3 separate regions of the Homo sapiens genome follow, and all the other regions are linked to region 1. Evidence: chromatin contacts called from ENCODE Hi-C or POLR2A ChIA-PET data. All regions are on one chromosome and are shown on one strand. Each heading gives the region's core, a stretch centred on a gene start or an enhancer-like site at or near the end of the contact. The rest is flanking DNA. Distances are from core to core; before and after follow the strand shown. Region 1 overlaps LOC100129603 (a long non-coding RNA gene). Region 2 overlaps GNA12 (G protein subunit alpha 12). Region 3 overlaps GNA12 (G protein subunit alpha 12).

Evidence for each region. Hi-C counts contacts between places; a loop is a spot of excess contacts on that map. ChIA-PET counts read pairs that join two places held with the same protein, here RNA polymerase II (POLR2A). Pooled maps may share reads with other maps.
Region 2: a loop to region 1 is called in a pooled map, with 2.1 times the contacts of the local background. The contact joins two enhancer-like sites. A Hi-C loop is called at or near these places in 3 of 50 pooled maps. POLR2A ChIA-PET finds 5 or more read pairs at or near these places in 2 of 52 experiments (CD4-positive, alpha-beta memory T cell and activated T-cell).
Region 3: a loop to region 1 is called in a map with no recorded cell type, with 4 times the contacts of the local background. The contact joins two enhancer-like sites. A Hi-C loop is called at or near these places in 4 of 37 single-sample maps with no recorded cell type and 5 of 50 pooled maps. POLR2A ChIA-PET finds 5 or more read pairs at or near these places in 2 of 52 experiments (OCI-LY7 and activated T-cell).

What each region holds. Positions count from the first base shown.
Region 1 is chr7:3,148,670-3,152,244 of GRCh38, reverse strand. LOC100129603 (a long non-coding RNA gene) reads left to right here. Exons shown (of 4, transcript NR_126024.1): 3 at 3,177-3,264. Among named protein-coding and RNA genes, the nearest start is that of CARD11, 110 kb to the right of the region's middle. Within about 2 kb of position 2,029, at least 2 of the 41 ENCODE cell types and tissues checked have a DNase peak (open chromatin) inside an H3K27ac peak, as active enhancers do.
Region 2 is chr7:2,756,777-2,759,923 of GRCh38, reverse strand. The region is part of intron 2 of GNA12 (G protein subunit alpha 12); the gene reads left to right. It also overlaps a transcript of AMZ1 not described here. Among named protein-coding and RNA genes, the nearest start is that of AMZ1, 70 kb to the right of the region's middle. RefSeq lists an enhancer at 1,647-1,936. Within about 2 kb of position 1,568, at least 37 of the 41 ENCODE cell types and tissues checked have a DNase peak (open chromatin) inside an H3K27ac peak, as active enhancers do.
Region 3 is chr7:2,728,379-2,731,557 of GRCh38, reverse strand. It overlaps GNA12 (G protein subunit alpha 12), which reads left to right. Exons shown (of 4, transcript NM_007353.3): 4 at 1-3,179. The coding sequence ends at 377. It also overlaps a transcript of AMZ1 not described here. Among named protein-coding and RNA genes, the nearest start is that of AMZ1, 42 kb to the right of the region's middle. Within about 2 kb of position 1,582, at least 16 of the 41 ENCODE cell types and tissues checked have a DNase peak (open chromatin) inside an H3K27ac peak, as active enhancers do.

The DNA.
Region 1 (3,575 bases), core at 780-3,279:
CTCTTAAGTGGGCCTTTTTCTTTCCCAAGCCCAACCCTCTGTATGGAGAACACCAAAATAATAATAATAATAATAATAATAATAATAATAATAATAATGATAATAAAAAGGAAGGAGGGAAGGAGAAAAAAGATAAAAGATTTGATAGCCACCATGTGTCTGGCACCCAGCGTGTAATGAAAATGATAATGTTTTCTCTGTTGCAAGCTGCTTCGCAAAGCTCCTTATGGCCACTGATTCATTAAATCTTCATGACTCCCGCGAGATACGTACTCTCATTTCCCCATTTTATGGATGAGAAAACCGAGACTTTAGAGAAAAATAGTTCAAGAAGATATAAACAGACAGTTCACAGAAGGGGGCATCAAAATTGCCTATCGGGCTTAGAAACAGTTGCTCAACCTCACATTCAAGGTGCAAATAAAATTAATTATGGGATACTATTTTTCATCTCTTAGTCTAGAAAATGAACAGTAACTTCCAATGCCTCAACAATACACGAAGCTGGGTACTCAAATTCCTTGTTCATGAGTGTGAATTGCTTTCAACTTTACACAAATTAACCATACAATGTCTATTAAAATTTAAAATGCATGCTCTTTAGCAAGAAACCTCACTTTTGGGAATCTGTCCTACACTAGTAAAACCAACGACACATGAAAAACATAGAGGAGGATGTTTATTGCAGCACTGTTTGGGACAAGGAAAACGAATGATTTTTTTTTTTTTTTTTTTTTTTTTTTTTTTTTTGTGTGAGACAGAGTCTTGCTCTGTCACCCAGGCTGGAGTGCAGTGGCAAGATCTCAGCTCACTGCAACCTCTGCCTCCTAGATTCAAGAGATTCTCCTACCTCAACCTTCCAAGTAGCTGAGATTATAGGCAGGAGCCACTACACCTGGCTAATTTTTGTATTTTTAATAGAGTATTTTTAATGTTAGTGAGGCTGGTCTTGAACTCCTGACCTCAGGTGATCCTCCCACCTCAGCCTCCGAAAGTGCTGGGATTATAGGTGTAAGCCACCAAGCCTGGCCGGAAAATGAATGATTTTTACTGCGTGGTTTATACTGGAGGAAAAAACAACAACCCAAGGATGGTATAGTATTGTCTGGAGTGGGGGAAAATAGAAACAAAGTAAATTTTCATCTATAGAGTAGCTGGATGCATTTAGGTATATCCATATTATAGAATACTATGTAGCAGTTTAAAATAATGAATTGAAACTCTATTGCTGATTGCTGAGTGAAAAATCAACCTAACCCACTCCTTGAAAGGAGTCACAAGTAGGGCAACGCTTTTGAATGAGATACCATGTTTCATTGTATTGGGGTGGGGGGTGGGAATCCACCAAGCATTTTTGCGTAACATTGAGCATTTAAAACACCAATACCGAGGCCGGCAAATTGCTTGAGCTCAGGAGTTTGAGACCAGAAGACTGGGCAACATGGAGAAACTCTGTCTCTACAAATAATAATAATAATAATAATTAGCTGAGTGTGGTGGTGCACACCTGTAGTCCCAGCTACTTGGGAGGCTGAGGTGGGAGAATTGCTTGAGATCAGGGAGGTCGAGGCTGCAGTGAGCTGTGATTGTGCCACTGCACTGCAGCCTGGGTGACAGAGTGAGACCCTGTCTCTAAAAAAAAACCAAAGACAAAAACAGAGACTCCCAATAACCTAATTATTTAACCCGGAATGAACACAATAGAGGGCACGTGTGTCTGCACTCATTGGGAATGTTTTCTTTCTCGCCTGTAGTTAGCGAACCCTGTGACATAAGCAAATGGGGAAATGTTATGTGAAAGATACACGATGCATGCAAGTAAGGCTTAGCAAAATGAAATAAGCAAGGGGACTTTTAATAACAGTGGTTTCCTGATTGGAGAGCTGTCTGAATAAGGGGACAGCCGCACTAGTCCCCTATCTCTCTAACTCATGACCCACCCAGGTGCTTCCGCCTGCAGCCCTGCGGGGGCTGCCTCCGGTTTTCAGGGGTCAGTGAGTGTAAACTCCTTTTTTCCTGGCAGGGATGCCCATGTCTGCATGTCTCAGCATCGCAGATTAAAGTAACTCCCAGGTGTGTGAAAACATCAGGCCTGTTTGTGGGGCAGAGTCTTGGCTGGGGAGAGAGACAGGAGATGTGTGTCATCTTTCCTGGCACTCACAGGGCCGTGGGAACAACAGGTTTGGAAAGGAGGAAGTGGAGCGTGGTGAGGTGCGGACTGCAACAGGGGAGGGGCAGCTGCAGGAGCTCTGGGGGCCTAGAGGAGCCACAGCCCCCCTGCTGCAAGCCAGAGAGAGACCGGAGGGCTTCTCAGAGGAGGGAGGTTGCAAGTACATGGTGGGAAAGGTGCAGACGTCTGTTAAGGGCACCCACAAAGGTGATGCAGGAGGAAGTGCTGTGGCTGGGAGACCAGGGCCGGTCCAGAGACTGGCCAGTGAGAATAGGAAAGCCTGCTGATATCCACAGGGCCTGGTCGTGGCAACCCTGATGAAACGTGCTAGGCTGTCTGGAACCTGCCCGTTAGGCAAAAGGAGCCACTCAAGAGGATCCCACCCAGCTGATGCCAGTTTCAGCTGAATCTGGTCTGTGGCTGGGGGCAGATTGGGAGAAGTCAATGCCTCACTGTTTTTGTTGTCGGGATCAATGGACGGCTGCCATTTGCAGGTGTTGCATCTGGGATAAAGTGAAGGGACAAGTTTGGAGCCAGGGCTTGGTGGCCGAAATGTGTGTTGGGAGAGCAATGGGCCAGGCAGCTCCCCTGGTGCTGGCTTGGAAGGTGGGTGGGTGTTGGAGCATTTCATGGAGCAGGGCCACAAGGTCAGCACTGGGTTTGGGAGTAGACACTCCTTGTGAGAAGAAGCCATCCTGGCCCGGTGCAGCTGCTCACGCCTGTAATTCCAACACTTTGGGAGGCCAAGGCACGAGGATTGCTTGAGCCCAGGGGTTCAACACCAGCCTGGGTGATATGGTTTGCATCTGTGTTCCCAGCCAAATCTCGTGTTGAATTGTTAGCCCCAGTGCTGCAGGTGGGGCCTGATGGGAGGTGATTGGATCATGGGGGAGGAATTCTCCCTTGCTGTTCTCATGATATTGAGTGAGTTCTCACGAGATCTGGTTGATTAAAAGTATGTAGCATCTCCCCGTTCTTTCTCTTCCTTCTCCTCTGTCCATGTAAGACGTGTCTGCTTCGCCGTTGCCTTCCACCGTGATTGTGAGTTTCCTGAGGCCTTCCCTAGCCATGCTTCCTGTATAGTCTGTGGAACGGTGAGTCAATTAAACCTCTTTTATTTATAAATTACCTGATTTCAGGTAGTTCTTTACAGCACTGCAAGAACAGACTAATACACTAGGAAACATAGCAAGACGTCTACATCTCTACAAAATAACAACAACAAAAAATTAGCTGGGCATGGTGGTGCATGCCTGTAGTTCCAGCTACTCAGGAGGGTGAGGCAGGAGGATTGCTTGAGCCCAGGAGGTTAAGGCTGCAGTGAGCTATGATTGAGCCACTGCACTCCAGCCTGTGTGACAGTGAGACCCTGTCTCAAAACAAATAACAAAAAGGCCGGGTGCAG
Region 2 (3,147 bases), core at 319-2,818, 390 kb after region 1:
GCAGAAAGCAGGGAGCGGAGCTTTTCAAAGGACCTCAGCTGGCCGTGGGGCTCTGAGACGGGGGCGGACAATCGCATTGGACGGCATCTGCACCCGTTGCAGAAACTGCCTGGAGGGAGCGGCCCAGCCCTAAGGACAGTTTTTTTCATGGCCTTCAGTCTGTGTTTTTTCTCTTTTGCTCTTTTTAAAATTCTGAAGTGTATACATCTCTCTCCTATCCTGTATGACTACAGAAGAGGGTCTGAAAAAATAGGCACAGCGTGAAACAGCATGAACAAACACCTCTGAACCTGCCACTCAGATGAAAAACATCAACAGTAATTCATAAACCCCATGTGAGCCACTACCGCCACCCCAGCGTCACCACTATTCTAGTATTTGGCTAATTATTCCTTTCCTTTTACTTGTCTTTTTACCACCTATTCCTAAACAGTAGTAACTTACCACTTGGGCATGTTATTTAACCACTTTGTCTCAGTCTTCCCATCTGTCACATGGACAGAACAGTAATAACACACCGTGAGTATTGTGAGAATGAAGGTGATATGGGGGAGGCCCTTAGAACAGTGCAGGCACATAGGAAGTGCAAGGTAGGTGTGAGTTCTTACAGCTAGCGCTTTGTTTCCTTTTGCCTGTGTTTTAACTTCATGTAAATAAGGACAGTATAACCATTTTATGACTTATTTCTTCAGCGTTATATTTTGAGATCCATCATGGGGTTTTTATTTTTATTTTATTTATTTATTTATTTATTTATTTATTTATTTATTTATTTATTTATTTTGAGACAGTGTTTTGCTCTGTGGCCCAGGGCTGAGTGCAATGGTGTAATCTCGGCTCATTGCAACCTCCGCCCCCTGGGTTCAAGTGATTCTCCTGCCTCAGCCTCCCCAGTAGCTGGGATTACAGGCGCCCACCACCACGCCCCGCTAGTTTTTGTATTTTTAGTAGAGACGGTGTTTCACCATATCAGGAGGCTGGTCTCGAACTCCTGACCTCAGGTGATCCACCTCGGCCTCCCAGAGCGCTGGGATTATAGGCATGAGCCACCGCGCCCAGCAGAGACCCATCATGTTGATACATGCGGTGATAACCCTCTCATATCCATTCTTCTGTGGTGTTCTATTAGATGAGTAAACTGCACTTGATTATCCACTGAACCAGAGGTGGGCACTGGTGGCTTCCAGCCTAGGGCTGTGACTCTGCTGTTAGGGGCACGCTGCTACACAGGCACCAACCTCTCTAGCACAGGGGTTCCTCCAAGTGTGCTGTGGGGGCCCCCGAGACCCTTTCAGGGGTTCCCCCAGGTTCCTTGAAAGGCTCCCCTGATTAGATCAGGCCCACCAAGATCACCTCCCTTTGGCTTAGCTGAAAGTCGCCCAATCACAGGAGATACGTTCCATCACACTCCAGCTTCCTCCCACGCTGCAGGGGAAGAAATTGCACAGGGCGTGTGTCATTGAGGCTCGTCTTAGAACCCTGACAGCACAGAACACATGAAACTGCTGAGACACTGTCTGCCCTTTACACCCTCTTTCATGTGCAAGCCTGCATTGGAGCTTTTCAGAGGCCACACGACGTATGAGGATGTCATCACTTGGATGGCGAATGAGATAAGTGTTTGCAGAGCCTTGTTTTCTTAAAGTGCTAGGATTACAGTGTGAGCCACTGCACCCGGCCCTAAAGCCTTGTTTTCTTAAAAGCTCTGAGTTTTCATTTCTAATACTGTAAGCATCGATAGTTGGGGAGATGTTGAGTTTTTGGGTTTTTGTCTTTGTTTAAGAATAGGATAGTAAAAATAGAGGGGCTTTCCATAAAGAGCCTGAAGCAACAGCTGCTGACTCATCCTGTTGGTTTTGAGTTAGGGAGTGACTCATCCCCAAGCAAGAGGTTTTCCAGACATTTATTAGGTCTGTAGAGCTTGTGTTCTGTGTTAACCAGGCAGCTACATTTGCAGGGGGAGGGAAGAATCATTCCTTATTATTGCTATTCTGATGTGGGGACAGCGAACAGGAGTCAGAGAACCACTAAGCTATTAAAGGAAAAAATATTTAAGCTGCCATTTAAAAAGTCAGGTTTGAAAAAACACATGTCTTCATTGACTCAGCAAGCGTTCAGTACGTACTAAGTGCAAGAGGTCCCTGGGGCTGAGAATGTGCAGGGAAGATGACATTTTCCTTTATGCTTCATGGTTATTTTGCCCTAAGAAGTACTAAAGGTTTTTTGTTGCTGGATGAAAAGATTACCACCAATTAGCAACTTAAAACGGCACAGATGTAATGATCTCCCAATGTGCTTGGGTCAGCAGCCTGGGCATCCAGAGTTCGCCACGTGCTCTGCTCGGAACCTCGCAGGCTGGTGCACCTGGCCGCGTTCCCATCTAAGGCTTGTCATCCTTTTTCAAGCTCACTGGTACTGGCAGAGTTCATTTCCTTGCAGTCCTCTGACTGATGTCCCATTTTCTTACTAGCTGGCAGCTCCTAGGGGTGCCCTCACTTCCTTGCCACGTGGCTCCTCCTCATAACACGGCTGTGTGCTTTCTTCTAGGTCAGCAGGAGAGCACCTCTTTTAAAAGGCCCACCTGACATGGCGAAACCCTGTCTCTACTAAAACTACAAAAAATTAGCCGGGCATGGTGGCGGGCGCTGCGGTCCCAGCTACTTGGGAGGCTGAGGCAGGAGAATGGCGTGAACCCGGGAGGCAGAGCTTGCAGTGAGCCAAGATCGTGCCACTACACTCCAGCCTGGGTGACAGAGCAAGACTCCGTCTCAAAAAAAAAAAAAAAAAAAAAAAAGGCCCACCTGATTAGATCGGGCCTGCCAAGGTCACCTCCTTTTTTCCCCCGCCTTGGGACAGAGTATCGCTCTGTTGCCCAGACTGGAGTGCCACTGGCACAATCACGGTTCACTGCAGCCTCGAACTCCCCAGCTCAAGAGAACCTTCCACTTCAGCCTCCTGAGTAGCTGGAACTACAGGCATGTGCCACCACACCCGGCTACTTTTTAAATTTTTAATAGAGATGAGGTCTCACTGTGTTACCCAGACCAACCTCAAATGGCCTGGGCTCAAGGGATCCTCCCACCTTGGCATGAGCCACCATACCTGGCCCAAGAGCACCTCCTCTTTGACTAACTTAAAGTAACCAAA
Region 3 (3,179 bases), core at 333-2,832, 420 kb after region 1:
ACGACCAGGTCCTCATGGAGGACAGGCGCACCAACCGGCTGGTGGAGTCCATGAACATCTTCGAGACCATCGTCAACAACAAGCTCTTCTTCAACGTCTCCATCATTCTCTTCCTCAACAAGATGGACCTCCTGGTGGAGAAGGTGAAGACCGTGAGCATCAAGAAGCACTTCCCGGACTTCAGGGGCGACCCGCACAGGCTGGAGGACGTCCAGCGCTACCTGGTCCAGTGCTTCGACAGGAAGAGACGGAACCGCAGCAAGCCACTCTTCCACCACTTCACCACCGCCATCGACACCGAGAACGTCCGCTTCGTGTTCCATGCTGTGAAAGACACCATCCTGCAGGAGAACCTGAAGGACATCATGCTGCAGTGAGCGAGGAAGCCCCGGGGTTTGTCGTCGTTGAGCAGCCCCCACGGCTGTCGGTCAGACTCTTGGGTGTGTGTTGTCTGTGTGGTCCTTGAGTGGGTTTCTCGGATCCGTGCCCTGGAATACCTGGCTCAGGAATGCTGTCAGACCAGCCAGCCAGCGAGCTCTAGGCAAAAGGACATGGAAACTGTCACGTTAGCTACTGAATCCTGGGGGCGAGTGAAACTACTGAAAATCCGAGTGATGATGTTGTGAATACGGAACACCTAATCACACAGCTTGCTTTGCTTTTACAGAAACGTTCCTCTTTTTCTGACGCAGTTTAATTGAGGACCGTGTTGTGTGTGTATGTGTGTACACACGCTCTGTCTTTAATGACAGAAACACAAAAACCAGCTGGCCTTGCAGACGGCTTTTCTAACTCACAAGTCTTCCCTGAGACAGACTAACCTGAAAGCTTTGCCTAACAGTAGCTTGTAGAGATCCAGTGCACGCCGATGCTGCTAAACTCAGTGCCTGAGCCCGGCCCTGCAGCCCCAGCCGCAGTGTCTGAAGGCCACCTCCCAAAGGGAGCACGTTGCCTTTTCAAACTCCCGTGCCGATTTCCTAAGAGCCCCTAGTCCAAGCCTCTCAGATGAAGCTGAGGAGCCGTGCCTAGGATCCCTTCCCAGCTCTGAGGACGGGCTGCAGAGCTCTGCAGGTGTGGATTCACCTTACGCCCCTACAGCAGGCTCAGCCCTTCCCACCCTGCCCCATGCCCAGCAGCACAACACGGAGTGAGACAGGATGCCCACGGTGACTGCCGCTCCGTCCGTGCACACACAGCGGTGCTCTTCTCCCCTTAGCCACCCACTGCCCAACCCAACGGCAAAGACACAGAAACCAGGTCCCCTTGCAGACGGCTCTCCCATCTTCCTGCAAGTCATCTGCTCACACACAGTTGGCAGCACATAGCGTTTCCTTCTTTCAGAAACATTCCTCTTCTGGGGCTTCAGAAAGCTGGCAAGGCCACTAGCAGAGCTTTTGTTAATGCCCCAGCTGCTTGGCGAGCTAACAGCTGACCTTTCGGGAAGCCCACAGACGCTGGAGGAATCTTGAGTTTCTCCAAACTGCCGCTCCACCAGTGCCTTTGGACAGCCGTGCCTGTTCGCCGCTCTCCCTAAGTCTGATTCTCATCGAGGCCCCTCGCTTCTATGACTGTGCTTGCAGAAGAGTAAACACTCTCGGATGCCGCTGTCCTGGGGGAGCCCGCGGGAGCCTGTGAATGTTGATACGAGCTGGCCAGTCCTGGGCCCAGCTCACTTGTCCAGCTACCTGCCAGGTGGCTTTCACTGTGTTTAAAATACATTGCATTCCAAGCTGGTCCCCTCTGTGTATCACTCTACTGAGAAATCCTGCCTAGTGTGTTTTGGGATGTGTCCTAGCATTTACAAGAAAATGAAAAGCGTCCTCTTAATTGGCACCCGAATGTTGCTGTGGCTCAGTCACATATCCCAGGGCCCTCGTCCCGAGGCCGTGCTGCCCCGAGCCCCGAGCCCCTCTGCAGCTCACCCTTGGCTTGTTTTCCGCAAACCCGGTAAACGCAAGCCCTTGGGGCAGATGCAGAAGCAGAAGAGGGAGGGGAAACCTGCCTCTGGGTCACCCTGTTAGCACAGCGTTCTCATCGGGAGACAGCATGGAACTCTCTCTCGCAGTGCTCGAGGCTGTGTGTCAGTGTTTGCTGGGCTTGTGGCTCCTTTTTTGGCTGGATAAAGAAGTCGCTGTTTTTGTACTGCTTCTGTGGCTCTTCACAGACCTCACGGATGTGACCGGAGATGAGTGCCGATGACCACGTTTTAAAGGAGAAAGAGAGCTCCTGGTGGGGCCCTCGGGGTGGTCTCAGGTCCCATTTGCAGTCTGCAACAGTGACGCGCAGCCCGGTCCGGAGCGTGGTGAGCTTTGTTTGCCTTCTGGGTCAGCTTTCGCTGTGTCTCCTGTGTGTGTTAGAATCCAGAGCCCAGAGGAAGTGCAAGCGGGTCCTCCGCCAACGGGGAGAGCCTCTTCGCGGCGCTGTTGGCGACAGCAGCGCTGTGATTCGCGTAGCAGGGGAGTTGTTTGAAACACCTTCCTGAGTAGTCCGGCCTTGTCAATGAGTGCTTGTTTTCCTTTAAACAGTCTGACATATTTACTCGTCACTTTCAAACCAGAAGCATGAGAGGAAGGAGATATTGTGGGGTCCGTTTAACTCGATAGAAAGCGCAGGGGGATGGCCCCCGGCGCGGGCTCTTGACCCGCTCAGCGCTGACCCCACCGCCCTGGCCGAGGCACTTGGCCTTGCTGAGCTGGACTTCCTCCTCCTCCTCCTCATGACCGGGGTGAATTAGAACGTTTTTAAAGACACCCCCTTCCAAATTCTGTAACACATTGTAATTGGAGAAGAAGGAAACTCTGCAAGGCTAAACTGTCATTCACAACTTGGCTACACATAGACTCTAGTCAGTTTTGTCTCCAGAACCTTAGGCTTTTGTATTTTTTAATTTTAATTTCACTGTTAATCCTTATTGTCTTTTTTATTAAGATGTTGGAAAAGCAGGAGGTAGTTGTGCCTCAATTATTGCAAAAATGTAACAATAAAGTTCCTCAAAATAAGATCTGTTCCTCATAGCTATACTGTGTACACATAAGACGCATATAGGGTTTTACTGAAATCTATTTTTAACTCTTATGTTCGTAGAGAAATTGTTTCAAGGATTTTGAGTCATAGGTCTGTAATTTATAGAGATCTCTAGAATTCTTATTGTAATTTTCCTACTTCTTTGATAAAAGAAA